Linked DNA regions of Homo sapiens: region 1 is linked to region 2. A link is a loop called in an ENCODE intact Hi-C map of the cell type or tissue named here. Cell type or tissue: heart left ventricle. All regions are shown on one strand. Region 1 has its middle 84 kb from the start of PDE1C. Region 2 overlaps PDE1C (phosphodiesterase 1C).

Region 1 (8,000 bases), 270 kb after region 2:
CCATACTAAGAACCACATAAGGGTTAGGTCTTCGTTCATTTGCAAATATTGGTTGAATGCTTCCTAGTACTAGGGGCAACCATTGTAGTCCACCAGCAGGGGCCTAGCTCCATGCTGAGCTTTAAGTACAGTATCTTTTTTTAATGCTTACAAAAACCATGCAATGTAACTCTGAGTATTTCTGTTCTATACCTGAGAACTAATGCTGAGAGGAGGAAGCAGCTTGCATGAGTTCTATATGACAAAGTCCCCATTCAAACCTAGGTCTCTGGGGACTCAAAAACAAAATGTTTTCCCAGATGAGGTCCCTATTCTTCAAAGAATCGTATCTGTAAGAAATCCTAAAAACATTACTTACTCTGGCCAATAATCAGTATTTATTTCCTAAGCAATAAACCTTCTTTCAAACCAAACGGTCTCTGTAAACACAATAGTGTTTCTTAGCAATCACATGTGCAAAGTCCCCAAACCAGCTATTTTTAAGTTAGAACCAGCCCCACCCCCACAAACAGAATGATAAAGGACTCCCCAAGACAAAGATATTCCACTTACCAACTGTTCCCATGAAATACTTCAATTCCCTTCACTCCATAGTTATTTATTGCCCAGAACTAATTTCCTAGCCTTTATGAAGCAGATTGTCTCTTACAGTTCCTGAGAGTTAATTGTGTGCATCTCTTCCCAACTCCATTCTGTGAATCTATTTTGGAAATTTGAAATTCGAAATGGTGGGAATATTTATATTACAGAAACTGGCAAATGCTAATGTCCACCAACAGCTGAATGGATAAATAAATCATGGTATATCCATACAACAGAATACTACTCAGCAACAAAAAGAAATGATCATACATGCAACAACATAGATGGCTTTTTAAGTAGTTATACTAAGTAAAAGACACCAGATTTGAAAACAGAATACATACTGCATAATTCCATTTATATACAAATCTAGAAAATGCAAACTAATCTATATAATCAATAGCAACAGAAAGCAAATCAATGGCTGCCTGGGACAGACTGGGGATAGCATGAAGAGGCAGGAAGAAGGAGTTACAACAGAGAACGAAGAAATTTTTGAGGGTAATGGTTCATTATGTTGATTATGGTGATGGGTTCACAGGCTCAAATGTCACACTTAGCCAGTTGAATATTTGAACATGTACAGTTTTTTCTACGTCATTTATATCTTAATAAAGCTGTTTTTAAATGTTCTTCTGTTTATTCCTATGATGACATTTTTATTTTAATAAGTGTAAACAAATGCTACTTCACTATGCAGAATCATTGATTTACTTCTCTATTTCTCTCACCATATTCTAGGTTCCTTGAGGGCAACAACCTCCATGAAGTCTTTCCTGGGCACATGCTTTCTCCACTCTTGTACCCCATCTCCTTGCTCTGGAGTAGGGCATGACTCCATTCTCTGTGCTCCTGTTTCCAGGTAGGTCATGGAGTGGAGTGGAAAGCACAAAGGCTTGGAGGTCAAAATGATGCAGGTTTCACCCTCCGCTCTGCTGCTGTTCAGTTGTGTGTCCTTGGGCGTGGCATATAATTTTTCTGAACCCACTTTGCTAGGGCATAAAAGAGGGAAGCTATGGATCCCTGCCAGGAGCAGAAAAGACAGTGACTACAGTCCTCACATGAGCAGTGTGTCAGCGAAAGGCACCAAAACAGCATAGGCATCCTCTGGCTTTAACAAAAGGGCAGGCTACCTTGGAAGTAATAATTTTAAGTAGTCACTTCAAAGCTGTGACAAATGATCCCAGTTGCATGAAACCTAAGGGTTCCAGGCTGATGGGAATTGCTGGAAGAAGCCCCATGAAAAGGGCTACTCAGGGCCCCTCTTTTAATGAGGATTATCAAGTGGAGATGCCCTTCGACCCAGTGTTTCTATTCTAGTTATCTGCCCCTACGATGCAGTTTAAATTACCTAGATGGATATGGACTTATATCATAGCATTCCTTTAAAGAGTGAAAATCTGAGAAGAATCTAAATGTCCAGCAATAGTGATGTGGGTAAATAAATGCTCACTCATCACATTCAGGCACATACATGCTACGTGGCAACATGGCAAAATGACTAAGGTAAAATGATCCATGAAAAAATTAGGACAAAAAAACTGTAGCCACACTATAATTATAACTATGAGAATAAGGCATAGATATTAAGACTTCAGAAAGCCAAAATGATCATGAGGATCATATTCAGGACATTTTATCTCTCATCATTTATCAGCAGTCTACAGGGCATGCATATTATTTTTATGGCAAAATTTCACTTTGGAAAATATTAAGAAAGGAGGGACTAAGAAACTGAGGCAATGTCTCAAAGTCAGCCTATCCAGAGGGAAACGCGGCAGCCACTGAAATAGTAGTAAAAATAGCCAGTGCCCAGCAGGCTTTTGAAAGCTTCTACAGATCACGTTCCCAAAAGAATACATGCAATTTGCCTGCATTCTGTTGAATTGGCTTTTGGAAAAAGACAACATAAGGGACATTTGGTGACACTTCAGTTATCTAAAATGGCATGGACATATGGCATCTCGTGGGGTGGGAAAGCTCATTCTGTGATCATTCCAAATCTTTAGATGCCCATTCCAGATAAATGCTATAAACCTGTGAAGAGAAGGGAGCAAAATCTTTATCTGGTGACTACAGCTAAGATGGGCCTTAATGGTCATGAAAGAAACGGTGACCTACAGAGGCAGCACCCGTCAAGGCAGTGTGGATGGAGAAGAATGAAGGAAAACAAGAGAAGGTCAAGGGGGAGCCTGGAACAAGCAGAGTGGGGGTTCTCAGCCCTGCTGCATGGCAGCAGAATGGGACCCAAAGAAGTTTTAAACATGCACTTCCTGGTCCCACCCAGCGAGGCTGGTTTGATAGCTCATAAGTCTACTATGCAGCCTGAGTTAAGAATCAGTGAAATAGAATGTCAATCAGAAATCTGAACAGGATAGAGCCCACGTAGTGTAGTCAAAGGCAAGATTTTCAAGTGGGAGAAGATAAAATTATTTCAGCAAGAAAAAAAGTGACTGGTGGCTGCTGGTGTTGCCATTGATGTTGTTCAATGTGTTAGAATAGGGAAATGATTTTAGAATTTGTTTGGTCGCCTTATTTTAGGTGGATTCCTCTCTCTCTGCCTTTTTCTCTCTCTTTCCCCCCACAACACACACATCAAAAGGTTGAGCTTGAGCCAAATAACAGAATTCCTAGTGATATTTTATAATTTTTAAAAAAGTACGGCCAGGCGCAATGGCTTATGCCCTTCATTCCAGTATTTTGGGAGTCCAGTGCAGGTGGATTGCTTGAGCCCAGGAGTTTGACGCCAGCCTGGGCAACATGATGAAACCCTGCCTGTACAAAAAATATTTTTTAAAAATTAGCCAGGTGTAGTCACTTGCACCTGTGGTCCCAGCTAACTGGGAGGCTGAGGTAGGAGGATCACCTGAGCCTGGGAGGTTGAGGCTGCAGTGAGCTGTGATTGCACCACTGCACTCCACCCTGGGTGACAGAGCGAGACTATGCCTCAAAAGTTTAAAAATTTAAAAATTTAAAGTTAAATAAATAAATAAGTATAATTAATGGAGATTAGGCACTACACTAAATGCCTTTTTTAACCTTTTATTTAAATGATTATAGACACACAAGAAGCTGCAAAAATGGTACAGAGAGGTCCCAGGTACGCATTATCCAGCTCACCCAGTGATAATATTTTACAAGACTCTAGTACATTATCCAAACCAGGAAATTGATGTGGACATAACAGAATTACCTAAACTACAACCTCACTCAGGTTTCAGGAGTTTTTATGCCTAGTATTTTTACATACATTTTCTCATTCCATCCTCCCATCATTATTGTTTCCATTTTGCAGAAAAGAAAACTGAGTCCAAGAAAAGCTGAGTAACTTCCCCAAGGTGGTAAGTTACAGAGTCACGATGGAATCTCAGCTTTGTCTGACTCCAAGCTCTAGTGCTAACCTACCTTCCCTACCACCCCATACCATACAGTGGGCACCACTGTGGTCACAGCAGAGAAAGGGCTCTGGTGAGACCACAGGTGTTGCTGGTGACTTGCTCACAGGAGAGGTCTTCGGAGGCAAATGTGTGGCAGACATGAGCCCACAGCCAGGTGGGCAGTAAGTCTGAAGAAGGGCTTCCTAGTTCTCCAGCCCAGCAGCTAAAGTTGTATTCTTAGACTGAGCAATCTATGGCAGGAGGCCCAGGCAGGCAGGGAGTAAGGCCAAGGTGGCTGGCCAGCCAGTGCTGCAGTGAGAGTCCACACCAGGCATGAGGAAATGGCAGGAAATGAGCAGGCTGGTGTGGCACCGGCATTGGATCAGGGTGCAGAGGCAGGCAGGAAGCAGAGACCTCACTGAAAGGCAAATCCACAGCAGCATCAAAACCAGAGAACACAGACCTTCTGCCTCATTGCTGGACCAGGGAGGCCGTGTGGCCCAGTGGTTAACTGTGGGTTCTGGAGCCAAACTGTCTGGCTTTGAATCCCAGATCTACCAACTGATAGTAGGATCTTGAATATGTTCATGTCTTTTTACCTCAGTTTCTCCATCTGTGAAATGAAAGTAATAAAAACACCTGTCTCACAGGGTTGTTATAAGGATTCAACGGCTTAACACATAGAGCTTGTAGAAAAATGCTTAACACACAATCTCTAGTCAGGTTAGCTATTATTGTCATCATACAAAATGTGACTGGATTAGGGATAAGAGGAAAACTCTAGAAAGGAAAGAGAGAAACCACCTCAAAGGTCCCAGGTGGCAGAGTGGTTGCTCAGTGCTGATGGCCCAGTGAACGTGGCTGATTAACCCAGAAAAGGTTAATTCCTCCACACAACACAGCCCAGAGCTCACAGTGCACCTTCCAAGCATTGAGCAGGATGCTGACACTGAATCATATCACTTGCAAATTATAAAGCATCAGCTGCTTCCAGACACCATGCTCACCGCATGCATGCCTCCTGGACTCCTCACAGGTAGCCCCTGAGGGAAAGAACATCTAATCCTGTTAAACAGATGAAGAAACTGAGGCTCAGCTTAAATGGTGTGCTCAAGGTCAGACAGCAGGCAAGGGGTGTAACTGGGATTAAACCAGAGCTCAGTGTTCCCACTACACCCATCATTAAGACAAACAGAACGCTCTGTAACAATGGTGTCTGGCACAGCCATGGGTCATGGGTCAGCAGGAGCAGGGAGCAGCACAACTGGGCAGAAACGGCCATGTGAGAAGACTGGGATGATTCACCCAAACTCCTTTCTCTGGCTAAGTAACTGCCTCCCCCAACCCATTCCATGAGTTTCTCTCTACTCTGCAATTTCCTATACTTCCAATGGCATCAGTAAGGCCAGATAAAAGACATTGTTTTCTTTTCATTTTATTTTATTTTTACTTATTTTAAGTTCTGGGATTCATGTGCAGGACATGAATATTTGTTACATAGGTAAATGTGTGCCATGGTGGTTTGCTGCACCTATCAACCCATCACCTAGGTATTAAGCCTCACATGCATTAACTATTTATCCTCATGCTCTCCCTCTCTCTACCCCCACAACAGGCCCCAATGTGTGTTGCTCCCCTCCCTGTGTTCATGTGTTCTCATTGTTCAGCTCCCACTTATGAGTGTTTTCTATCAGATTAGGGGACTCCACAAGAGCCCCCGTTGGCCATTCACATCACCAGCAGGACAGGGAATTAGACCTGGATCTGCTGACACACATCTTCATATTCTAAGTCGAAGTTCATTTCTACCCTTTAGGGTTGATGTCTCTCCCTCTAGGGTTGATGGACCACCCCACCTCGCCTCTGCTGGGCCTTTGTGACCTTTCTCTCACAAGCAACTGCCTGGACTCCAGGTAGGGTGAAAATACAATGGCTTATAAAACACTGGATGAAAGAAGAGTCCAGAGTCTACACTGATACTAAAATGTAGAAAGGGAGAGAAAGGGAAAGCTCTTATTTACAGTCAAATATCATCCAATACATAGAAAAGAAGTGATAGGGTTAGAAAATACCATTGATTCAGCCAAGTGCCATTAAGTGATGCTAGAACCACTGCAAGTTTGTTGGGAAAAAGGTTATTTACAGAGTCTCAAAGTGTCTCCCCAAAGGTGATTTAATCACAGTTAAGGTACCCATTGATTGTGACAAAGGTACCCTGACAGTGGACAAATTGTGAGAAACAACTTTAACCAGTGATCAAAGTCAACGTCACCCATAATAGGATAAATCTCCTTCCTCATTGCTGTGCCGAGAAGGACTCAGTGTCACTTATGTAGTATCCCTGTCAAATGGATGACCTGAGGACTCTAGAGGCAACGATCAGAAAAACCAAATTGAGGAACATTCTGCACAACAAAACACATGGCCTGTTTGCTTCAAAATGTCAGTGTCATGAAAGGCAAGAAAGGCTGAAAAACTGTTTCAGTTAAAAGAGACTATCTTTTTGTACTCATTAACCAACTTCTCTTCAACCCCCCTCCCTATTTCAAATACAGTTAGAAGGAATAAGTTCTAGTATTCGATAGTACAATAGGGAAATTATAATTAACAATAACATATTGTATATTTCAAAATAACTAGAGGAGAACCATAGAGTTCCCAAAACAAAGATAATTGTTTGAGGTGATGGACATCCCCGTTACCCTGATTTGATCATTGTACATTGTATACCTGTATCAAAATATCACATGTACCCCAAAAATATGTACAACTATGTCAATAAAATACAAAAAAAATAAAATACGGGAACCTAAAGAACCATGACAACTAAAGGTGATGTGTGCTTCCAGAGTGGAGCCAGCCAAAAAATATGGCTGTTAAAGACATTATTGGGACATTTGGTGAAATTTGAACACAGACTGTATATTAGATAATAGTGTAATATCAAGATTAAGTTTCCTGACTATGGCAACTTTACTGTAAGGAAATGACCTTATTCTTAAGAGATACAAGCTAAAGCTGAAAGGTCATGATGTCTACAATTTAGGATTAAAAGATTTGGGGGGAAAAATGGATAGATAGATGATAAACCTAAAGCGAATGTAGCAAAAGGCTAAAAGGTGACTTACATGGAAGATAATGTAGCTCATTTTATTAGTCTTGCAATTGTTCTATAAGTTTAAATATTGTCAAAATATTATTTTAAAAAACAAATGCAAAAGCATTTCTTAAATACAAGTACCTGTAAGTTGGCTTAGAGTTATACACTACAGCCAGATTGAGTGCTATCCGGGGAAATTTAACAACTAAGGAAACTCAACCCTGATTTGAGTAGATGAACTTAAAATAATTAGCAGAACGTTGCACAAACATGTAATTATACAATTATAACACAGGTCCCCTTCACACACAGTTTTCTTATTCAAAACCGGGGCCATTTTCAAAGAATGAGAATGTTAAACCAATGAAAGTTTAAAATTTTGGATCCCTAGACCATGTTTACTCTTTGACATATTCCTATTTCTGACTTTGCAGAGTTCATGAGTCACGCTCTCAGGCAGTTTATGATATGCCCGCCTCAAGTACTTGAGCCTCGTTGCCCGAGCCAGAGTTATTTCCCCTTCTAAATGAGGACAAGCATGTCTGTAGCTCCTGTACAAATAACAATGCTCCCATAACTGAGCTGACTTCCAGGGTTAGGAGGAAATTGGACCTAGCAAATTCACTTCTGGCTGCACTTAACAGTAATCAATAAATGGGGATCTGCAGCTAGGATACAGTTGTAGGGCTGTTTAGTCAATGACCATTAGCTACTACAGCATTTAGAAGGATGTAATTTAAAAAATGGTCTTTGTTCCAACCATGTGGGAAAGCATATTTTCACAAGTTTCTTCCCAAAATTGTCCACGTACTTCCTCCAGGCACCGCAGAACACCCAGTGTTTAATCACTGCACTGTTCTCCAGCTCCATTATTTCATCTCTGTCACAGGCCAGGAAACCTTCATTTCGATGCTACGTGTGCAGGAGACCAAGGCATGGAA
Region 2 (8,000 bases):
AACCGGGGCTTCTCGTCGCTCCTCCTGAGCATCATCCCCATCTGCCGCGTGAAGGTGGAGGCCAGCCAGTCTCGGACCTCAGAAGGCACAGCATCTGACTGAATGTCACTGAGCTCATCCTCTGTATCCAGGAGTCTCCTGAACACAAGAAACAGAATCAGCACACTGAGATTAAATCTGAAGTTGGAGCTCTCTGTTCAAAGCAGCTGCTCCTCTCTGCCTCACCTGCATGTTAGGTGCAAAGAAACCAAATTAAATTGGCCACAAAAAATACAGTGCCTTTTTGGTAAGGCTTATGTAAGCTCGCCATGTGTGTTTCGCGATGGTCTTGGCTTCCACTGATATTTCAGGATGGTTCTCTCTACCAGACTGGACAAAGGAACTGGTCCATTGTACCCAGAAGCACTCTGTGGCATTTGAGTGAAATTTAAACCTTCTATTTAAAAATGCCTTCACAGGGAGCCTTGTATTATTTCATAGATGGACCATGTGACGTTATTTTGTTTAAAAATATAAATGGATACTTAAGAGACTTTGCAAAGTATTTACCAAATCACAGCAACCCAGTCCTCTGAAGTAGTGATCCTAAGTGATGACAATTAAGATTCTTTCCAGGTTGCTACCAAAATTTAAATGTCTAAATTCAAGGAAAATTTTCAAAATAATGCAGTTCTTTATTTGCGCACAATGATTTAATCATCTAATAGCTGTGTTTTGCTGATTTTTCAAACTTGTTCATAGGTCAGACCACTAGAATCGAACACAAAGAGCAATGTTAAAATAAAACCTAAAATAGCATGTCATATTTACAGTAAACCCAACTAAAAATCATCAGTAAAAGTAGCTGCCAATGTAAAGGTGTTTGGATTTTTTTTTTCCTTTAGACTTACCAATTGGGGTGGAGGTAAGCGGAGGAAACATAACATTTGGAAAAAAGCTATGATATCGAATTTCCTTAAATTAGAAACCAAGTGTGTCAGCAAAATAATAATAATAGTAAACCATACAAATCTTAGATTACTGTGAAATACTTTCAGATTGGAATTTGGCAAATAAAAGACATCACAAATACTGACAGAGAAGCCTGTCTAAATTAGGGGGAAAAAAAACCACACCTTTCGTATTCAACATTTCAACATTTTTCAAAAGAAATGCAATTTTATAACTTTCAAACGTATGTAGTAACTGAAACCGCTTTAATACGTTTAGATAATTCAAGTGGAATAAACCTGCTAAGTAAATCAGCGACATACGTAAGACTGAAGAGGGAATGCTGGGTGCTTAAGAGAACACATGCTTCTCGATCACTTCAGGAGCCTCCATTTACTAATGGACATTATGAATTAAAACATAAACTCAATTTTTAGACTAACACTAAAAACATACAATAATTACAATGGAGCTCTATATCTGATTTTTAAAATCTTAGTGGATTTTTAAAAATTCGTTTTTCTCCTCTTTCATGATCTCACTTCCTTGTCATGGCGGCCATATGAGATTTGTTCTATTAGCTCCTTTTATAGATGAGGCGGTACAGAGAGTAAGTGACTTGTCCAAATCTATCCTCTTTGTTTGTGGAAACTAAAACTCAAAGATGAGTAATTTGAATGTCACCCCATTCCTGGCATGGGGGACAATTTCAGAAAAGCCATTTAAGAGAAAATTTACTATCACTATACTAATCTCTTTTGTTATTTTTAGCTTACCTTGTTTCATCAATATACACAGATTCAAGCACTGTGGCTGCATATTCCAAATTCTTCTTAAGATCTACCACTGAAGCTTCCCCTCTCTCTAATTGTTTGACCAAAGACCGTAATCTAGAAAAATAAAAAGACATAATTTCATTAGAATAGAGGAAACAAAGAATAATCCTACAACTATGGTGATACATTTTACAGTCATCGAATATTCTCACTTATTCTGATACATCTGAAAGGAAAATAATTATGGGACCAAAGGAGCAGGTAATAAAATAAATGTATACATTTTTGCCATTGTGAAGTAAGAAGAAAAAATTTCTCTCCAACCAGGCACTGACCATACTTTCTAGCTAGCTTTTATCTTTATGAATCCTAAATTATCAATGATTTTGCTTTTTCTCAAATTTTCATCTTTTTTGTTCTATGTGGATGTAGTAAAGCCTGACCAGCAGCAAAATCACCAAATACCTCTTGAGATTCTGCTCTGTTGAAGGCACTTGGTCCAGCAGTGGCCCCAGATAATGGCAGCCCCATGACCCAGGCATGTCCCAAGACAGATGAAAACATATAAACCACTGAGAACCACAAGAGGGCTACAGAAGGAATAGATGAAAGTAAATTGTTTTACTGGACAGAAAAAATCACTCTGAGAGGAGATAAATACCCTAGTTAAAAAAGAAAAGAAAATATGAGGATTGATTTTAAACCGAGGAATTCCAGACTATACAAGAGAAGCAATAAAACATGTTTTTTCTGTTATTTATATGAACATTATCTGCACAGAGGACTTAGTATTCATGAGAACAATAAAATGACTACAGATGATCAACATGCGGTAACTGAGAATACTGTAAATACCACAGAGATTTGGAGATTGGGCAACTCTTCAGGCTGTTTGATAACCAGCAATGAAAAGAGTAGAGACTTTGAAGACGAACTGGGGTTTGAAGCTCACTTCATAACTTATTAGCTGTGCAACCCTAGGTAAGTTATGTAACATCTTTGAGTGTTATCTTAATGAAGAGCAAAGTATGAAATTTCTAAAGTTGACCTAAAGATTAAATGAAATTGATATAGAGTATGTGACTCGGTTGTTCTTTGAAAAGGCAATCGTTATAGCTATTGTCATTATTCAATGACTTTGATCACCACAGATAACCAAATGAGAAAAATTCTAGCAAGATATTTAAAATGATTGTCAAATCTCCACTTCCCGTTGGTATACGCAATCTGTTCTCACCTTCCTGACATCAAAATATCCTCAAATAGGTTGCCTTCATGGCAAGGTATAGACTACTCCCTTCCTGATTTGCATGAAAATGACCCACAATAAAGAATGAGAAAAAATCTTGGATCAACCTTAAAAAGTAAGCAAGAGGGTCAACCATAAAATAATTTCCAGGAGTTTCAATGATATAAAATACAAATAACATTAGATTCAGGTAGTATCTACCTGAATTACGAATCTGCAATATATCAAACGGAAATATGCAAAGGAAATCAGCAGAGGCCCCTGCAGGCTTGGAGGTGAAGGTCAGCCTTGGCAATGCCATTAGCAGCACTGGGAAGAGTTCTGAATTTCAGAGGCAGCACGAGACAGGGAGTTGGCAGGGAAGGGCATGCCAGTCACTCACACAGAAGGATAGCCAGCCTGCCAAAGAATGGGGAGACAGCAGCAGGGAGCTCTGACTGCTGCTCCAAATAAGGATTGGAAGCTCTTTAGCAAAACACATTCCTGGCTAAGTCTGCCTCCAGTTCTGATTCTCACCTCAAGGTGCCCAGCTATCCCCTAGGCTGTTTGGACTCCCAAACGAAAAAATGAGAGTAAAATTAAACTTTTCAAAGTTTAGTCTCAAAAATGAAAGTAAAATTAGACTTTTTAAAGTTTACTCTCAAACATAAGAGTAAAATTAAACTTCTTAAAAATGCCTCTCTCCATTTGGGGCTTACAGGTTCTATCAGGAACTGACATGTAACTCTAGTAGAATCCATCTCAATTCTAGAACCTAAGAGGAAATGACAAAAACCAAGAAAATGATGAGAAAAATTATAAGAGTAATAGAAGTAAAAGCCAGAAGATCCTATCTACCTATAATAGAACTTCCCTAGGAAATAAACAACAGAAGCAGCTTTAATTGAATAAGTTTTCCTAGGCTAAAGTAAAACCTGTATAAGCAGATGAAAAGGGATCAAATACAATTTTTTAAAAGTAAATGAAAACATCAAATGTATGCTACTGTAATTTTTGATTTCAAAGAATAAAGAAACAAACTTGAAAATCTTTGAGAAAATGAAATATAATACTTACAAAGTAACAAAAAATTGTCCTGGCCATCTACTTCTATCATGTCAAACATCAAAAAGCAATTTAATAACAGTACCAATTTTTGAGAATAATATGGGAAACTTCAAGACATTTATATCTACATCTACAGAGTTACCAAGTACATAAGAAGCCAATAAATACATTCTCAGGTGTCAACAACTTCAAAATTTATCATTCATATCCTTTCCAGAAAACAAAACAAAAACAAAAACTTTAAGCACAGTGGTCTTCCAAGGGAGTGAATTCGTGAGTCTCCAGTTAAATGGATTGTTGATTCATGACCTAGATTTAACTAACTCAAACTGTACCAAATGGACAAGTAATTTAAAAAGATTCTGGAAAGAAGAGACAGATAAAATAAAATGCTGATAATACAAGGACAACTAAACATGAAAATGAGCTGACACGTCTCCTTTTACTAGGACAATCTCCTATTTCTCATACAAACACTTCCTCTCCCACTTTTACAAACTAAAAGCTAATTCTCATCAGTTGAAAAATAATTGGAATTATTAAGGACATTATATGGACTATGGATGTATAGCCACTAATTTTTAACAATTCCCACTCCTGGGAAAGCACAGTATTGAGAGAATCAAGTCATGAAGGGGCCTCATATCACCTTGTGATCAGGGGGCTGGGACCCCAGGGCCAGAAGAGGAGTGGGGCCTTCAGGGAAAGCTTCACTTAGAATCTCACTCAGCTGTTCCAATGAGTAGCACTGAAATCGGCTCCATCAGGGAGACCCAGGCTTTGTGCCACAATTAGCAGAAAATCAGCCATTCAGAGGCTTCTCCCTGATGTAGTCACCAGTGGTGCCAGGCAGACATTAGGCAGTCACATTTATGCATTCAGTGTGAAGTTCTGACCCAACAGGAAGCTGTAAATAGAAAGCAAAACCCTAGCCAAGTGGTTTCAACAGATCCAGAGAGGAAATGACACAGAAATAATGCACCTTTTGGATGCGTGGGAGGCACTAGAAATTTATATGTAACCCTGTCTTTCCAGCTTATGAGATGAGCAGAAGATTCAATCAACTTCCTGGCAGACAGTGAGGGAACCTAGAACAACCCGTCACTCTGTTTATGGAAGAACACCCAGCTGACATTCACCTTTCTTTACTCAAGGATGATGAAACAGAAAAAAAATTCATGAAGAGATGCAGCAATAAAGACAGAAGAAAATACAGCATTCAAAATGTGAAAGGATTCACTTTTGAAAAAAAAAATCACTAATGGAAACAGAAGTGAATTTTAGGGAGCATCTGCTGTGTGTTCAATACAATTCAAAAAAAACCCATAGATCTCTGAAACAAAGGTAAAAGCCCAAATCAACACAATAAGAAGTTTCTTTAAAAAGAAAAAAACATGACAATAGAAAGACTACAAGAACTTATTGTTAAAAAGAGTTAAGTGGTGACCAGCTTTGTATATACCCATCTCCTGTTTGGGTGTCACCCATGTCAGATACAAGCTGCAGCTGCCAACTTTCTGCTTTATGTAGCTGCCACACAAAGCCTAGTGATTCCAGATGCCCCTTTCAAATTCTGTTGAGCTTTAGCATAGTGTTCAGGTGCTTATGCTCCATAGGCCCCTCAGCCCACCTTTCTCTAGCTCTTTATCCATTCCATTTGGAATATCCAGCCCTGCCCTGCCATATCCTACCTACCTCTTGGTGAAATGGCTATTCTTTGGGCAAAAGAGTTTCAAATTAGCTCTTTTATCATTGGCCAATTTAAGTTCATGAGAATAAGGACCCCTCTCTATTTGTCATTATAGTGAAGGTATTCCTTAGATCTTAATCTATCTTAAGAAGGGTTGTCTGAAAATTAGCCAGGATCTTTCATACCCATGTCATAAAGTATTTTTGTTCAACTGGAAAAGACTAGCTGAGGCCAGAGGGCTCAACTGCTCTTCTTTGTTTTCCTAGTAAAGTTGTCTAGATGCTTTTCATGTGAATCCATTCCATCTAAAAGGCAAATGTCCTCAGAGGCCAGGTCCCATGGTATGCTGCAGCCTATATTTTGGGAAAGATGGAGATCTGGTGTTTTAATACTACCCAGGGGAATTTTTGGTCTGGACACCTAAGGGGAATTTATTTCATGAGCATTTGAAATAAATTTACAAGGAAGGAAGATAAAGAAGTAGGAAAATATACAAATAATAATAATATTAATAAGATTTCTCTTCTGAGAGAATGAATGTTCATAGTTTCCAGCACTCCATCCATTTCTGTCACTGCAGCTGCCAGATAATAGTTCCAGTATAGAAGTGCAACACCATTTTAGGAAGTGCTTATGCCTTCCAACTTTGGCAAGATGCCTTTCAGTTAAGACAGTGTGCAATTTCATTGTGGATGAGCCATTGCATCTTTTCATGACTCTTGCATTTCTTGGCGTAAACTGTTTGCTTTCTGTATGCTTCTTACCTGCAAGGCATATGATGAGATACTGAATCTCTTCAGTTCCCTGTGCCCTCAGATCCAGAGCGAGCCCTGGATGCTGACTTCCCCTGACCCCACACCAATCAACATGTGGGATGCACAAAGGTGTTGGAAGAGGGGAACTATGTGAGGAAAGGCCAGAGCACTGTATTTTGTAATTTAAAAGGATGTTAGGGAGGAGAGATATTTCTTTTTTTTCCACAAAGATAATTCCTAGGACCAATGGAGTGAGCTTCATTAAAAAGCAACTTATTGGTTCAACTTTATAATTTAGAAAACTGCCTTATACTGGACTAGGCATTATTCCCCACCCCAGTGAGGTCGCAGAAAGCCCTATAACCCTATGCCTTGAAAACATATACATTTGTTGAGCATTAGACCCTACTAGAATTTCATTCTTTTGCACAAATAAAAATGAACTATAAAAAGAAGCTATGGAAACATACTTTCTCATGTTTGTCTATTCTGCCCAAGGTTATTCCCTCTGAGGATGGGGGGGCAGCTCCTAAAATGCCAGTGTAACCAACAAGTACTGCTGTCTCAGAAAGGCTTTGTTTTGTTTGAAAGGATATGAGAGAGAACTGGATCTTTTACAGTACTTTCTCTACATGTCCCAATGGATCATGAGCCCTAAAAACTCATTTGAATTAAAAAAACTTCATTTCAGTTCATCACACCCATGTATTCGAACAGCATACTCATCTCTGTGTCCTTTTCATACACCTGCCTCCTCCATGTCACTCCTGTCCTCTGCCACTTACCTAAATGCCATAGGAAATAACTTAAAACAACTCTTCCAAATGGGATGCCCCAACATGACTTTTAGTCTTATGCTTTAATGCCATCCAATGATGTCACCCAAGCATTTTTCTGGCCATTGTTTGTTTCTATAATTAATGACAGCTGATTAAGATGGCCACACTTGAAAAACATTCAACATTGGGTGTCTTTTGTGTGCAGGCACTGGGAGAGATAGGCTCTAGGAATACAAAGTGGGGAAATGCAGTGCCTTCTCTCAGGTAGGGAAGACAGAAAGCTAACCAGCACCCACAATGCAGTACTGTAAGCGAAATGGCAGAGGTGTGATGGGGGCTAAGAAAGCACAGAGGAGAGGAATCTTCTAATAACAAAGCCCTCCCCAGTGGAGTTGACCAGAGCCATTTTGAAGGCCACGTAGGGGTCAGCCAGGCACAGAGGATGGGATAGGGAAACGGCAGACTCTGCATGGAGAGAGCAGACTGAAGGCAGTGATCTATTCAGATCTATTCAGAATAGATCTTTTCGGATCTTTTCAGAATAGATCTTTTCGGATCTTTTCAGAATAGATCTTTTCGGATCTTTTCAGAATAGATCTATTCGGATCTATTCAGGGGCGTGTCAAAAGATAAAACAGAAGAAGGTAGGAACTACACCACAGTAGACTTAGAATCTCAAGCTAAAGAAATGTAATTTTCTCCTGGAGATAATGGGGAACCCCTGGAGAATGTTAAAATGGAGGAACAGAATGATGAGATTGGCATTTTAGAAAG

Evidence for each region. A loop is a pair of places that touch in the nucleus more often than their neighbours do. Peaks named below come from ENCODE experiments on the same cell type or tissue, not always from the same donor. Only the 100,000 strongest peaks of a DNase experiment are listed, where the experiment ranks them.
Region 1: a loop joins it to region 2, with 2.2 times the contacts of the local background. A loop is called at or near these places in 21 of 110 quality-filtered maps.

Annotation. Positions count from the first base shown.
Region 1 is chr7:32,150,728-32,158,727 of GRCh38, forward strand. It overlaps a transcript of PDE1C not described here. Among named protein-coding and RNA genes, the nearest start is that of PDE1C, 84 kb to the left of the region's middle. In heart left ventricle, no CTCF peak of the experiment used is centred here; a DNase peak (open chromatin) is centred at 4,254; H3K27ac peaks cover 6,383 bases.
Region 2 is chr7:31,879,041-31,887,040 of GRCh38, forward strand. It overlaps PDE1C (phosphodiesterase 1C), which reads right to left. Exons shown (of 18, transcript NM_001191057.4): 3 at 1,707-1,820; 4 at 1-138. Among named protein-coding and RNA genes, the nearest start is that of PDE1C, 190 kb to the right of the region's middle. In heart left ventricle, CTCF peaks have their summits at 2,318 (motif pointing right) and 3,236; a DNase peak (open chromatin) is centred at 3,311; H3K27ac peaks cover 5,060 bases.